2 separate regions of the Homo sapiens genome follow, and region 2 is linked to region 1. A link is a contact called in ENCODE Hi-C or POLR2A ChIA-PET data. All regions are on one chromosome and are shown on one strand. Each heading gives the region's core, a stretch centred on a gene start or an enhancer-like site at or near the end of the contact. The rest is flanking DNA. Distances are from core to core; before and after follow the strand shown. Region 1 overlaps RPTOR (regulatory associated protein of MTOR complex 1). Region 2 holds the start of CHMP6 (charged multivesicular body protein 6).

Evidence for each region. A loop is a pair of places that touch in the nucleus more often than their neighbours do. ChIA-PET counts read pairs that join two places held with the same protein, here RNA polymerase II (POLR2A). Pooled maps may share reads with other maps.
Region 2: a map of B cell shows a loop between it and region 1 (4-fold over the local background). The contact joins the promoter of CHMP6 here to the enhancer-like site in region 1. A Hi-C loop is called at or near these places in 1 of 168 maps with a recorded cell type or tissue (B cell), 16 of 37 single-sample maps with no recorded cell type and 6 of 50 pooled maps. POLR2A ChIA-PET finds 5 or more read pairs at or near these places in 1 of 52 experiments (activated CD8-positive, alpha-beta memory T cell).

Annotation. Positions count from the first base shown.
Region 1 is chr17:80,731,557-80,738,805 of GRCh38, forward strand. The region is part of intron 5 of RPTOR (regulatory associated protein of MTOR complex 1); the gene reads left to right. Among named protein-coding and RNA genes, the nearest start is that of RPTOR, 190 kb to the left of the region's middle. RefSeq lists enhancers at 5,839-5,888, 5,939-5,988. Within about 2 kb of position 6,000, at least 6 of the 41 ENCODE cell types and tissues checked have a DNase peak (open chromatin) inside an H3K27ac peak, as active enhancers do; they include B cell, where a contact is called at or near this core.
Region 2 is chr17:80,988,475-80,995,723 of GRCh38, forward strand. It overlaps CHMP6 (charged multivesicular body protein 6), which reads left to right and starts at 3,367. Exons shown (of 8, transcript NM_024591.5): 1 at 3,367-3,507; 2 at 6,107-6,216; 3 at 6,545-6,632; 4 at 7,198-7,249. The coding sequence starts at 3,445. RefSeq lists an enhancer at 723-912 and silencers at 3,260-3,589, 3,720-3,869, 3,880-4,069.

The sequences.
Region 1 (7,249 bases), core at 4,750-7,249:
ATGTTTGAATTAAACAGTGAATTCTGAGGACAAATTGAAGAGGCAGTTTCGATTAAGAGGCCTCCATCTTGTGGCCTGCACAAGAGTGTCAGAATGAAATATTCTGCAGCCTCAAGGGGGTCATGAGTTCTACTGGTTGCAGTATAGGAAATTCTCAATTTAGGAGCAAAAATGATCTTGAGTATGTTTCCTCAAGCCTTTTTGAATATATTCAATTTTAATGTATTATGTTTTCACATTTCATCATAGAAAAATGCTGAAACAATCAGTAACAAAATTTGAAATTCTGTTTGGTAGATTTTCACATTAACATGTGTACAGTTGAATATTTTATAATTATTAATTCTTTATGTGGAACACCGCAAAAGAGTGACTGATAAGTATAATGTGGTTTATCCATGAAAAAGGATCCACATGCAACAAGTTTGTTTGTTTTGTTTTCTATGATAAGGGAAAGAAAGATCAAGGTTTGTATCATCAGATTTTTCCCTTGCTTTCAGGCATTTCATCTTGGTTTACCCAGGGGATAGGTTATCTAATGAGCATTAAGAAACTCAAAGCATTGAGAGGTAATTTATTTTTCCTTGCATCAAGTAATAAATATCGCAAAAAAAAGGTGATTTTTTTACATTTATAATATGTAAATAAAAATGCCAAAGAATCCTGCCTGAGTTCTACACCAGATTTATGGGCTGGAGAGTGGTTAAGGGAAAGACCAATACATCAGCCTCAGTTAATTAAAACATGTTAAATAGAGACCCGCTCCCCTTTCAGCAGAAGACCAGCACCTCCAGCTCATGCATAATACCAAATGCTTGCATTCCAGCGCTTTGAGCATGTGCTCCGGCAGTGCTGTGTGTGCTCTCTGTGTGTTGCCAGGGATTAATCAGCCTAAGACACTGTTCATTTCATCAAGTGTAACAGAAAAGATTCCCATGCATCTTTTTTAGGAAAAAAAAATGTTTGACTCATTCCACATGAAAGAGATCAGATGAAAAATATGTTAACTGAGTTGGCGAATAGATGGCAAGGCAATGCGATACCGTATGTCTTTAATTAGCTCTGATTTTTATCTTCGTTCTTTAATTACAATGTAGATCAGTCTTGTGTGTTTCTATTACACTTACTATTATTGGCTATTGTTCACTTGGTCTCTTATAAAAACAGTGGAAATTAAAATGATAAAATTAGCTCCTAGCTAATAGCTTAATGTTCATTTTAGTAATTTCACTATCTGCTAGAGAAACAGCAATCCTGTGTAGCCTGTTAGGGTTTTTCTTTTAAAATATTCTTTGCCTCTTTACAGCTGGTCAAATTCTTTGTAAATTTACAATATGTTTTAATACTTTTTATTGTATAACATGTGAGCTGAAAGAAATTGACAGGTGAATGATTTGTTCCAGGGTTTAAAAAATAAACAATTGATTAAATATAATGCAAGAAAATGGTTATTTGGACCAGAAAGCCTCCAAATAATAAACATTAACACAAATATGAGTGACATAAATTTTAAGAGATGGTGATCAGCTTTCATATTCTTAGTGGCACAGTGCTTGTCCTGGGACCAGGAGGTTTATTTATTGTTTACTTCTCTCTCAGAGGAGTGCTGTAGGTAGAGTAGAAGACGACTTCATCAAAGCACAGATACAGTATTGCACACACTTCAAACCATCAGAGCCGGAAAATGACATATCTGTCACTCAGTAATCCTTCTTATATTTTTATTGTGTCATATTTCTTTGTAATTTAAAAATTAAGGATAATATTCAAGTCTCTCCGCTTTCAGTCTTCTTTTATAAATAAGTATATTTTACCAAATTAGTATATGCCATGGTTTGAAAAATCAAATAATACAGAAGGTTTATGATGAATAAAGTAGTCCCTGGCCCCACGCTTTCTCTGCTGAGACTCTATGACCAAAGGCACCTCCTTCCCCTGTTTCCATTTCTAGTTCTTCTGGAGGGTGTCTCCTTCCCTGTAGATGACATGCTGAGACCACTGCTTCTTGATTTGTCGTTTTTAGATTATCAGTGGGCTTTGTCTTAGGGTACAAACCAAGAACAGAGCTGCCATTAAGTTCTGTTTAAAGAAGGGAGAAACGATGTGGAAGCCTGTTAGCAAAGAAGTCAATTATGTGTAGATTACATGCTGGTTTAAATTCCTATGTGTTATTTGTATTCAGTAGTGAATTCTAAAGAGAAAATTCTAGATTGAAGAGGCTGCGTCACTCACGACGCCTTCTTGCGTTCCCTCTTATTCACTCTATTGGGTTTCTTTATACTTTGTAAACTTTGTGGTTTCAAGTAATATCCTTATGCTTTTATTTCTAGTTTTATCAGTAATAGCTCATTTCTTCCATTTTCAAGGCTCTTAGCTTCCTTGTACTTTCTTCTGCCTTTTTTCTTTTACAGCTTCTGTTATCTGCACTTTCTGTGATTGTCTTTCGTTCTCTGACCACGATTAACACCTCTGTGCTTGAGTGGAGATTGATTCTATAGGAAGACAAGCATTAAACCTTGTACCTGATTATGACCACATAAATATTGCTCGCTCAGTGGCTAGAGTACTGTGATTTCCATTTTTATAACTGTTTTCGTTTGTTTGCTTTTCCTGGACATTTCCTCTTTTCTTCTTGAATTACCTATCGTTACCACTTCCTCCACTGATAGATCCACAAGGAGAGCGGAGAGCACAGAAGGCGCCCTCTCCCCTCACATCTTCCAAGCTCTCCTGCCTCGCTCAGCCGATCGTGCCTGTGGCCTGCTCCCCGGCGTCAGCTGGCTCCCCTTTGTAATTCTCCAGGATCCGTCCCTGTGTCTAGATCCCACTTCTTCCCCTCTCTCGATTTTCTCCTTTGTTCTCCTAGGGGAAATCCTCAAGCACTGCCCTAAGAAAGGATGTTTGGCAGTCTGAGACCATCAGTATTTGAAGCAGTGGAAGTAATGAAAAATCTCATTACTGGGTTTTAATCAAATAGCAGTTTGTCTTTTTCACTAATAAGGTCTCTGAGGCAAATGATGACTTTTCAGCAGTGCCACTGGGGACCAGGCATCCTTAGCCGACTGGCTTTATCCTCATGTTTGCAATATGCCCACCACATCTGCAGGTGTTTCATCTGCTTGGGAGGCAGGAGGAAATGGGGAAGGGGCAGTGCTGGCCACAGCTGTCTCTTTATAAGGAAGAACAGCCCGCCCTCTGTATCTGTGGCTTCCACATCCTTGGAGTCAACTAACTGTGGCTCCAAGACATTCGGGGAAAAAAAATTGCATTGTACTGGACATGTACACTTCTTCTCACCATTGTTCCCTAAACAATATAGTATAACAACTACGTTTACAGCATTCACATGGTAGTAGATGTTATAAGTAGAGATGATTTGAAGCACACCAAAGTCTGTGTGTGGGTTATATGCAAGCACCACACCATTTTATATCTGTGCATTGGCAGATTTTGGCATCCATGGGGGTCTAGGAACCAATGCCCTGTGGATATTGAGGGATGACTGCAACAAGCAGACTTCGCTTTAGACCGAGTTGGCCAGAGCCAGGTCACGTAGCACCCCAGGTGTGGTTGAGGGGTGACTAAAGGGAGTGGACTTGGGGGTGGCTGTGAGATGATCCAATGAGGACCATCAGCCACATTACCTGGGTAATGTCATCATTCTAACCACATCCATTATCGATAGTGTAGATATGGAATTTTAGGCAATTTTCACTCTTCCAGTGGTAGCCCTGTTACTCCTTGCAGTGGATGAGTAGATGTTCTTGATAAGTCTGCCACCTCCATCCAGATAAATGCCATAAGAGGAATATTTATAGTCATCGTACACAGTATATGTATTGACTGAGTTGGAGAGAGAGAAAAAAAGAGAATTCAAATGTTTTTTAACAACTTTTATCTGGATACTAAATCCTTAGCCTGTAAACTAGAAAGGAAGGTGAAGTCTTAAAGAAACAGATGCTCTTGGAAACGGAGCCCATGAAGTCTTGTCCGTCAGTTTCTTCTAGAGGATATTTCTCAAGGGCAGTCACAGCTCACCGTCACTGAAGACGGCAGTCAAGCCCGGAGTCAAATCTAGGCGAGTTTCTCCTCTTTTTAATGGGAGGCCAGTAGCGAGTTGGGCAGGCGGTAAAGATAATAATGCCTTTCTTCTGCTGGGACAGCACGGGCTCCACTGCCCCAGTAAGTCTTGTTCTGCACATAGCCATCTGCTTTTGGTTTAGGGCTGGAGCATAGGCAAGTTTTTGGTGGGAGCCATGGAAATAGCCTGAGAATGACTTCCTGGAGAGCAGGTTGCTGTGTGTCAGAAGAGTCTTGTATGAAAGTTCAGCCCTGGCCGGTGCGGTGGCTCACGCCTGTAATCCCAGCACTTTGGAAGGCCAAGGTGGGCAGATGGCTTGAGTTCAGGAGTTCAAGACCAGCCTGGGCAGCATAGCGAAACCCCATCTCTACAAAAAATACAAAAGTTAGCCAGCTGTAGTGGCACGCATGTGTCATCCCAGCTACTCTGGAGACCAAGGTGGAAGGGTCGCTTGAGCTCAGAGCTGGAGGCTGCAGTGAGCCGTGATTGTGCCACTGCACCTCAGCCTAGGCAATAGAGTGAGACCCCATCTCTTAAAAAAAAAAAAAGTTCAGCCCATGGATCATGGGCACAATTCACTTCTCCACTATTCCCCCGCACTCTGCAAGGCTTTTCTCAGGATGCTTCCGAGTAACTCGTGTTTGTGTGGTGTCTCTAAACACAATTGTGTGGTCCAGTCCTGCCACCTGTAGCAGTACACTCCCAAAGCACAGAAACCTGTCCGACGGTCACTCACTGCCACAGCGAGAAGCTTGCTTGGGTCCACAGCCTCCCCAAGGCTGCAGTGACTTAACCGCCCCCCGCCCCTACCAATGTGAAAACCTATACTTAAACTGATAGGTGATACATTGGCCTCCTGCACTGATCCCCGTAGCTAAATTTTATGTCAAATAAATATTGTAATTCTGCCAAAAATGACTAACGTCTAGAATCTTCAAGTTTCCTCAAAAATATTAAATGCATATCTCACAGATCTAAAGTACTCATGTTCTGAAATCTTCTTCATTTCTTTGCTACTCTTGTAGACAGGCACACTGCTTGGCTGGCATGGAATTCTGCAGCAAAAGGCAGTTCTCCTGCTGAAGGTTGTGGTTGTAGTGATTGCTGAATACCATCAGTTAGTTCTTTGGGTACCTCTCAACAGGTGTGTTTCTTAATCACTGTTTCCTAAATTGGAATTTGTGTGTGTGAGTTTGCAAATCTTCTCCACGGACTCACCGTCGTCATGGCATTTGTGATTCAGAGGAGGGATCTGCGGTGCCGATTCCACAGGAGCTCAGGCTCGCCTGTATTTCTCTTTCAAGCAATGATTTTCATAAGTGCTTTCCCCTGTAATCTCATAGTTTTGTCATTTGTAGGCAGTAGGGACGTGAGCTGACATGTGTTAGGTCACAACTTTATTAATTTTCAAGTGATATTAATTTTTAGGTTTGAAGAAGATGCTTTCCCCTTTTCTAAGTTGTCTCTGTTTCCTCCAGCATAATTTTTTTTCCTTTGGTTAATTTAGATTATTCTCTGTCATACTGGAGGTATGTGGTGATTTTATTGTTTGTCATATTTAAGAATGAAGAGAAGCTGCCCATCACTGCGTGTCTGTGACAGGAGGCGTTGGCTAGAGGGCCTTGCTCGATGGGAAGTAGGGGGCGCTGGCTGCTGCGCTGGGGACTCATGGATGCCCCCATGCCGAGGTCTTTATTTCTCTGGGCTCTAAATGACTACACCAGCTGCCTTTAATTTTCCCCAGATATGTCAGTAACTCTCTTTAGAGGAAAAAAACCCACCACCAGCCTGAGTGCTTTCCGGCAGGGGGGCGGTGGTGGAGGATCATTGCAGAACACCTGGCTTCAGGCACACAGGTGAGACGCCGGCTGTCCTGATGGCAGGTCTTCAGGTAATCTGTGCCTTCCAGCCCGCACCACTCCAGGCTTGGGCATGGGGGCTGCCTTCCACTTCCCTTCTCTGCATGTGCTCTGGACACTTTCAGTTCCTCTTTTTTAACAAAAGTTGGCCAAAGTCAGTTTTGCGTACCTTATACTTTATTTATAGTAAGCTGTAAGAACCCATACTTGTGAAGGTTTTCAAAACATTAGAATATCTGCTCCCTGGTGTTAAGAAATGTGTAATATAGTTGAAGCACATATATTCATTCTTTCTCTCTCTTTTTCTCCCCCGCCCCCCCGCCACACTCACTCCACCACCACCACAATGACCAAGGAGAAGTGCATTTTTCATTTAGCAGAAATGCTGCCATTTCCACTGTCTATAGCAGAAGGGGAGTTCGTCCAAAACATACAGTAGAAACCCCTTTAATTGGAATCCACAGAACGGCCATCCCCAAAGCCCCGCTGGGGAGAATGAAGCCACTGTGAGAGGTTAAGAGGGTGGGGGGGCAGGGCTGGCCCTTGGAGTGGGCTGGCGAGCTGACTTGCCAACCAGAAAGGAAATAGGTCACGGGAGAAATGGGGGGAAACACAGGCCCATGGAGGATGAGGTCCACGCCTGCCAGTGGGTGCTGGGAGGGCAGCCCCAGGGGGAGCAGGCAGCAGGAGATGCCCAGCCCGGCCCCGTGTACCTGGCAGGCCTCAGCCTGTGGACACCCTCGCCTTTGGTTTGTGTGACATTTCACAGTTGGTGGGACATTTGTGCCGTTTCATCCATCTTTAGTCTGCGCAGCTGAGCTGAATGTGGCCGCCAAAGCTTTTGCTGCTTCTCTGTGCCCATGCACCATCCCTTTCTGTGGTTTGCACGGGGAGATAAAGGTCTTTTTTGTTGGCACCTTTCGTAACTCCGAGTCCTAGAATTTGGAGGCTTCAGTAAAAAGAAAAGTGATTTCTCTGCATAAAAAATTTAAGAACCCTTACCGCTGATGACCTTAAATGAATTTCACAGACACGTGTCATTAGCACAGGCAGCTTCCAGGGTGCAACTGAAGTTCCCCTTTCTTCACAAATGCTTCCCCCAGCCTGAAATCTTCCTTGGCTGACCACATACGGCAATCTCCTACACAGCGGCCTTGACAATCATGTGTTGTCTTGTAGCCTCTCTTCTACTGTCATAAGCTTACTTTACATTTGTTATGTAAACCTGTCAAGAATGCCTCACGTTAAATTGATGCTCAGGAAGGATCTATAGATTTGGCTTGATAAATACATATTTGAATAAACTACC
Region 2 (7,249 bases), core at 2,117-4,616, 250 kb after region 1:
CAGCACCCAGGCACGGTGGCTCACGCTTGTAATCCCAGCACTTTGGGAGGCCGAGGTGGGTGGATTACCTGAGGTCAGGAGTTTGTGATCAGCCTGGTCAACTTGGTGAAACTCCTTCTCTACCAAAAATACAAAAAAAAATTAGCTGGGCGCGGTGGCAGCTGCCTGTAGTACCAGCTACTCAGGAGGCTGAGGCAGGAGAATCGCTTGAACCTGGGAGGCAGAGGCTGCAGTGAGCTGAGATCACACCACTGCATTCCAGCCTGGGTGACAAAGTGAGACTCTGTCTCAAAAAAAAATAAAAATAAAAAATCAAACAGTAAATATCAGGCTCCGTGAGCCACATACGGCCTCTGGCCACCTTGCTCTTGCTCTTCTCCTTCTCCCTCCTCCATTCCTCCTCCTTTTCGGTGTGTGTGTGTGTGTGTGTGTGTGTGTGTGTGTGTGTGTGTTTTACAATCCTTAAGAAATGTAAAATCCACTCTTAACTCAAAGGCTGTACAAAAAAATAGATTCCAGGCCGGATGTGGCCCGCAGGCTGTAGTTTGGCAAACCCTGGCTTACATGCTACAAGAATTCAGAGATATTTCAGATAGATATCGCGGGGAACCTGGGGAGAACCTGCGGGAGTGGATTCGGGGGGGTTGGACCGGGAACACCGAATCGGAACACTAGAGGGGGCTGAAGTCCCTGATCTGGGGGCCTTGATCGCTCTGCCGGGTCTGCAGCTGCAGCCACAGCTAAGCGCTCCCTCGCGCGACGGCTGAAGCTCAGACCCAGAGGCCCGCAGGTCACGAACCCAAGACCCCAGACCCTCCATGGCCTGCTGTGGAGGAGAGAATCCGAAGGTCCACGGACAGGCAGTCCGTGAGTGTGACCTGCACGCCCACACCCAGCCACGCCCTGCAGGCTCAGAAGCACCACCTTCCCGGACGTGAGGAACACCCGGGCGAGGGGAGCCCCTGCACCCTGAAAAGTCCTGCTACTGCTCTCCTTCGTAGGCCAAGTGTGACCGCGGGGAGAGGGGTGCCCCGGCAGAGATGCGCTCCTTGATCTCCATGGGGTGACACATCCCAGAGCAGCAGCAGGACAGGGGGCAACCGCCGCCGTCAAGTCCCACGCGGGCTGTGTGTGCCAGCGGCGGCAGAAGGAACTGGCGCTCGGGATGCCGTGGCCTGCAGGGTCCTCCGGCGAATCACAGTGCCCAGGGTGAAACAAAGGGTTGGCAGACCAGAGTGCTGTTTGTCTTACACAACAGAAACAAAACTCTGGGTCTGGTGGCCAAACCTGACTTGAGTCACCACAGTGGACAGCCACGGCCTCTCACCTGTTTCCAGGCTGAGCCAATTCACAGACCTGGAGCCCTTGAGTTGGGGGCCAGGTTCCTTGAGGGAGACCCCTGAAGCATTGCTGCAAGGAATACAGCAGCAAAGCCACGGGAAGAGTCCCCCAAAGGGACCTGTACCTGTTTACCAAAGTAACTGTGTAACAGAGGGAGGGAAATACTCAAGCGTCTCAGGAATGACAAGACACTGGCATCAAATGGATTCCAATTCCTTTTCTTTTTCTTTTTCTTTTTTTGGAGACAGAGTATCACACTGTCGCCCAGGCTGGAGTACAGTGGTGTGATCTCAGCTCACTGCAACCTCCACCTCCCAAGTTCAAGCGATTCTCCTGCCTCAGCCTCCCAAGTAGCTGCGATTACAGGTGCATGCCACCATGCCCCACTAACTTTTGTAGTTTTGTAGAGACACGGTCCACTATGTGAGGCCAGGCTGATGTCGAACTCCTGACCTCAGGTGATCCACCCACCTCAGCCTCCCAAAGTGCTGGTATTACAGGCGTGAGCCACCACACCTGGCCAGATGGAGTCTGCTAGAGTCTCGGGGATTTTATAGGGACAGGATGGGGGCGTGGCAGGCCAGGGTGGTCTTTGGAAATGCAACATTTGGGCAGGAAAACAAAAATCCCTGTCCTCACCTAGGTTTGTGGGCACAGGCGGTGGGGGGATCCCTAGCCAAGGATCACGCCTTCCTCTACCCAGCTCTTCCTTCCCCCTTCATGAGGAGCAGGGAGTAGCAAGTCTTTTTTTTTTTTTTCCTCAACGTCCCCATGGACACCAAGGAAAAAAGTACTTCAGATGTCTTGGTGAGACAAATCAGAGGGTGGGAGATGAACCCCACAAAAATTCAGGGGCCCCCTCACCTCAGTGAAGGTTCTGGAGTCCAGAGGTTTGGAACAGGTGATAATTATTCTCCTTTTGATGTTATTTGTTATATTTTTTGTAGAGACGGGGGTCTTGCTATGTTGCCAGGCTGGTCTTGAACTCCTGGCCTCAAGCCATCCTCAGCTGAGTGCTTTTCTTTGACACTTAGTGAATGCTCAGGAACCACAGTCAGGATACTCAGGCGGGAACCGGGGTGGCTTCTCCCTTTTACCCTTTATCCCCATTCATGTGTTTCTTAGCCCCCCAGGGAAGAATGCTTCTGTGGGGGACGCAGCCACGATTCCTTGGAAGGAGAAGCTGAGCCCAGCCATGCTGGTCTCCTCCTGGCACTGATCTACAGACAGGGAGCAGCGCAGTGGAAGAGGGAAGATCCCAGGGCTGAAAGGCTGGGTGGAGGGCGCTGCTGGTCGCATTTCAGGGAACATTTTAAAGTGCAAAGCGGGCCGGGTGCGGCGGCTCACGCCTGTCATCCCAGCACTTTGGGAGCCCGAGGTGGGTGGATCAGAAGGTCAGGAGCTCAAGGCCAGCCTGGCCAATATGGTGAAACCCCGTCTCTACTAACAAACATTAGCCGGGTGTGGCAGCAGGCACCTGTAGTCCCAGCTACTCAGGAGGCTGAAGCAGGAAAATCACTTGAACCCGGGAGGCAGAGTTTGTAGTGAGCCGAGATAGCGCCCCTGCACTCCACCCTGGGCGACAGAGCAGGACTCCATCTAAAAAAAAAAAAAAAAAAAAAAGTGCAAAACGTTGGATATCACATCATTAATGCGGCATTTTGTGTTCAGAGCCAGTGGGACAGTGATTCCTGCACAAGATTCCTGAAAGCCTGGGGAGACTGAATTATGTTAATCTAAAAGGATCCCACCTAATTAGGAGATAAGAAATTTTTGCCTTCACCTGCACAGGAAGGGTGCACGGAAACACGTCATTTAGAACATCCCGGGCCCGAACATCGCGGGCCCTAACATCCAGGTATCCGTGCCACTTCTCCGTACCGGTCCAAGGAGGCCGCGGTGTTCGCGGCGGTCGCCGAGACCGGCGGGCTGTGGTTTCGAACCCGCGGCAACGGCGCGCGGCCGGAGGCGGCGCTCGGCCTTCGCGTTCCGCGGCGCCTGGCCCGGCGCGGCCGCCGTAGCGGGAGGACCCGAGCTACGGTGGCCGCGGGGCGGCGGTGGCGATTGGACTTGGTGGGTCCCGGGCCAGGGGCGGGCGCCGCCATGGGTAACCTGTTCGGCCGCAAGAAGCAGAGCCGCGTCACGGAGCAGGACAAGGCCATCCTGGTGAGGGCCCGGGCCCGGGGTCAGGGCTGGGGCCGGGACAGGCGACGGGGCCGGGGCGGGCGGCGGGGCCGGAAGAGCCCCGCGCCCTCGGCCCCCCGCGTTCGGATGGGGAAACTGAGGCGCAGCGCGCAGCCGGGCCCCTCGGTCTCTCCGCCCTGCGTCCCTCCTCGCCCGCGGGGCCTCGGGCCGGGGTCTCCTGCGCGGCGCCGTGGCTGCCGTCTTCCCCGGGGCCCGCGCGTCCGCCTCTGCGAGCCCCGCCGGGGTGGGCGCGGCTGGTGACTGCGGGATTCGACGCCGGCGTTCGGGGCTCGGCCACAGCCTGGCGGCCCGTCCGTGGGGTCCGCGCGGCGCTGGGCTTTCCCTGGCTCTGGGCCCGCGGGAGCAGGTCCCGGCTCTCCCGGAGTCGCTGCCCCCGCCCCCGTCCCGCGGCTCATTTGCCTCCTGGTGCCCTGGGCCGGAGCCCCGGCGGTGCTGCCGGCTTCGCGAGGCAGCGCGGGGCATCCCCTCTCCCTCACCCCATCCAGGCCAGGACTGGAAGGAAGTCTGCCCTGGTCCGAGGAGCGGCCGACAGGTGCGCCGAACGCCTGCCGGGGTCCTGCCGGGGTCCTGCCGGGCTTCCGCAGCGCCTGGGTACGGGACCACCGTGTTTGGCGCGTTTGTTTGCGGCGACTCCAGACTGACCCCCCGGGGCACAGCCGGGCCGGTGGTGGTGCCTTTTCCCATGTGAAAGTTAGCTTCTGTAGGAGGAGGAATCGCCTGGCATGTCAGGGACAGGGCGGGTTAAGAATAGTCCATTTTTGTAACGAGATAAACGTGTCACGAAAGAGACCCCGAAATGAAAGCAGGGCTAGCTTTTTCGGATGCTTTCTTTTCTAAATTTTGTGCAACAGAAATAGGTTAATTTTATACTAAAAGAGAAGCGAATGTAAATGAAAGAGGGAATCTTACGTTGGCATCTGAGTCCATAAGCTGTGAAAAGAAACAACGGGCACATTTGTCCCTAGAGAAGATGGGCACAGCGCTGGGCACCGTCCCGAGCTGCCTGCAAGACAGCTGGACCCAGCCTCCATCGTCCACCTTCCACCTACCCTGCCAGCCCCAAGGCACTCCCTCCCCTCTCTTTAAGGACTCAGCTCCGGTTTCTCTTCAAGCACAGCTTTCCACTTGCCAAGGGTCACTGTGGGCTCTCGGCTGTGCAGACCCGTGTTGCGGGCTGCCGTAGGTCTCCCTGGGATTTTGGGTGCTTGGGAACAGCATCCTTAGCACACACTAGCACAAATGATTGCTTTTTTTTTTCTGTTTTTCTAGGATAACAGGTGTTCCCCACGTGGCCTGTGACCCTCCACTGAGACCTTGTTTTACAGGGGGGCAGCCTGGCCACACCTGCCTGCCTTTGGCCCCTGGGTCTCCCCAGCAGTGGGGCTGGGCAGGGGGCACCTTTCACTGTAGCAACGAGAGGACCCACAGGCCTTGGCACGGCGAGGGGGAGACTCCGTGGGTGGAGGGAACCGGGAATGAGCCCTCTCAGGTAGAGGGAGCACTGGCTTCCCATGCGGAGTCTTAAAGAGGCACACAGGCCCTGACTGAGCTAATTCTCCTCAGCCTCCTGCCTTAAGGCCATAATCCCTGTGCCTGCACGGGCTCAGCATTGTCTGAAGTGATGACGTTTGGAAAACTTAAGGACCTGATAGAGCAGGACTGGCTGAAGTTCCTCAGTGGCCGAGTGCCCTCTCTGGGACGGCACACAGATGAGAGGCGGTCAGCGGGGCCGAGTGGGTGTCCCTGCAGCCGGATGGTTGGCAAAGGGGCAGGGAAGCCACAGGCATCTCATGCGGCTGAAGCGCAAGGAGAGAAGCCGGGGGGATGTCTGAGCCCTGTCCTGGCCGTGTGGCTGGTGGCACTTGGGTACTCGCCACCTGCATGTTCTTGAGTCGGAACTTTTTTTTTTTGAGATGGAGTCTCACTCTGTCACCCAGGCTGGAACACAGTGGCATACTCTCGGCTCACTGCAAGCTCTGCCTCCCGGGTTCACGCTGTTCTCCTGCCTCAGCCTCCCAGGTAGCTGGGACTACAGGCACCGCCACCACACCCGGCTAATATTTTTATGTATTTTTAGTAGAGACGGGGTTTCACCATGTTAGCCAGGATGGTCTCGATCTCCTGACCTCGTGCTCCGCCCGCCTCGGCCTCCCAAAGTGCTGGGATTACAGGCGTGAGCCACTGCGCCCAGCCGAGTCCAAACCTTTGAGGTCCTGGCAGCTGCTCCCTGACCTGAGCCTAGAGTGCTTGTACCGCTGGCAGGCAGCCTCGAGGGTGGACCCACAGCAATGCCACGGTGGTCTTCCCCATCCCTGTGATGGGCTGTGGAGTCCGGGTGACCCTCTGGTGGGGCCGCCTCTTGTGTGGCAGGATGTGGAGCTGAGTCCCTGGCTTCCACCCCCAGACGTGTCCAGACAGCACCACCTGTCCCCTGGAAGGCAACCCTGCCCCATGAAGGACACTCACGGAGGGCCGCCCGGCCTCCATGCCTGGCGCTCAGTAGCGTGGCCAGGGCTCCCAGTGTGGGCTCGGTGACGCCAGGCCCTCTCTCTCTTGGCAGCAACTGAAGCAGCAGCGGGACAAGCTGAGGCAGTACCAGAAGAGGATCGCCCAGCAGCTGGAGCGCGAGCGCGCCCTGGCCCGGCAGCTGCTGCGGGACGGCAGGAAGGAGTGAGTGGGGCCCGGGCAGCGTGGGCACCCTGTCGGCTGGGGTGGGGGGCCCGGGCAGCGTGGGCACCCTGTCGGCTGGGGTGGGGGGCCCGGGCAGCGTGGGCACCCTGTCGGCTGGGGTGGGGGGCCCGGGCAGCGTGGGCACCCTGTCGGCTGGGGTGGGGGGCCCGGGCAGCGTGGGCACCCTGTCGGCTGGGGTGGGGGGCCCGGGCAGCGTGGGCACCCTGTCGGCTGGGGTGGGGGGCCCGGGCAGCGTGGGCACCCTGTCGGCTGGGGTGGGGGGCCCAGGCAGGGCCACAGCGGGTCACTCTCGGGCTTCCCTCTGCAGACGGGCCAAGCTGCTGCTCAAGAAGAAGCGATACCAGGAGCAGCTCCTGGACAGGACGGAGAACCAGATCAGCAGCCTGGAGGCCATGGTAGGCGGCCGGGTGCTTCGCCCTGGAGTGCAGGTGCAGCTGGAGGCAGCTCCGCCCGGCTGCGTGGACATCAGAAATTTCTCCCGAGAGCTGAAAGCTCCTCTCAGATGCCTCGGGCTGAAGCTGACCTGAAGAGGGGCGGGCCTGGAATCCCGGGGAGTCTGCCAGGAAGCTAATGGTCTTAAGAGGCTGGGGGGCAGGTTGGCTCTCGCAGGACTGAGGTGGGGAAGGTTGGGCCACCCCTGGGTGGTGTGGGTAGGTCAGGGGTCTGCATGGGGACTGAGTGTCCCTGGTGTTAGGGACCCGAGCGGCGTGGTTCTGCTCTTTGGTAACCAGAGCTACTAACAAGCAACCAGCGGTCCCCTGAGTGTGTCCCTGGCACCTGCTCAGTCCTGCGCATCCCCACCTGGCAGTGGGAGAGGACAGGGAGGAGCAGGTGTCAGGAGTCACCCTCACGCCCAGCAGCACCCGCCCAGCAAGGGTGTCATCCTGAACCCTGCCCCAGGGCCGGGAGGAGGGCACCCCGGATCCTCAGCACCTGCGTCTGCTCTGGTTTCCTTTTCAGGTTCAGAGTATTGAGTTCACCCAGATCGAAATGAAAGTGATGGAGGGGCTGC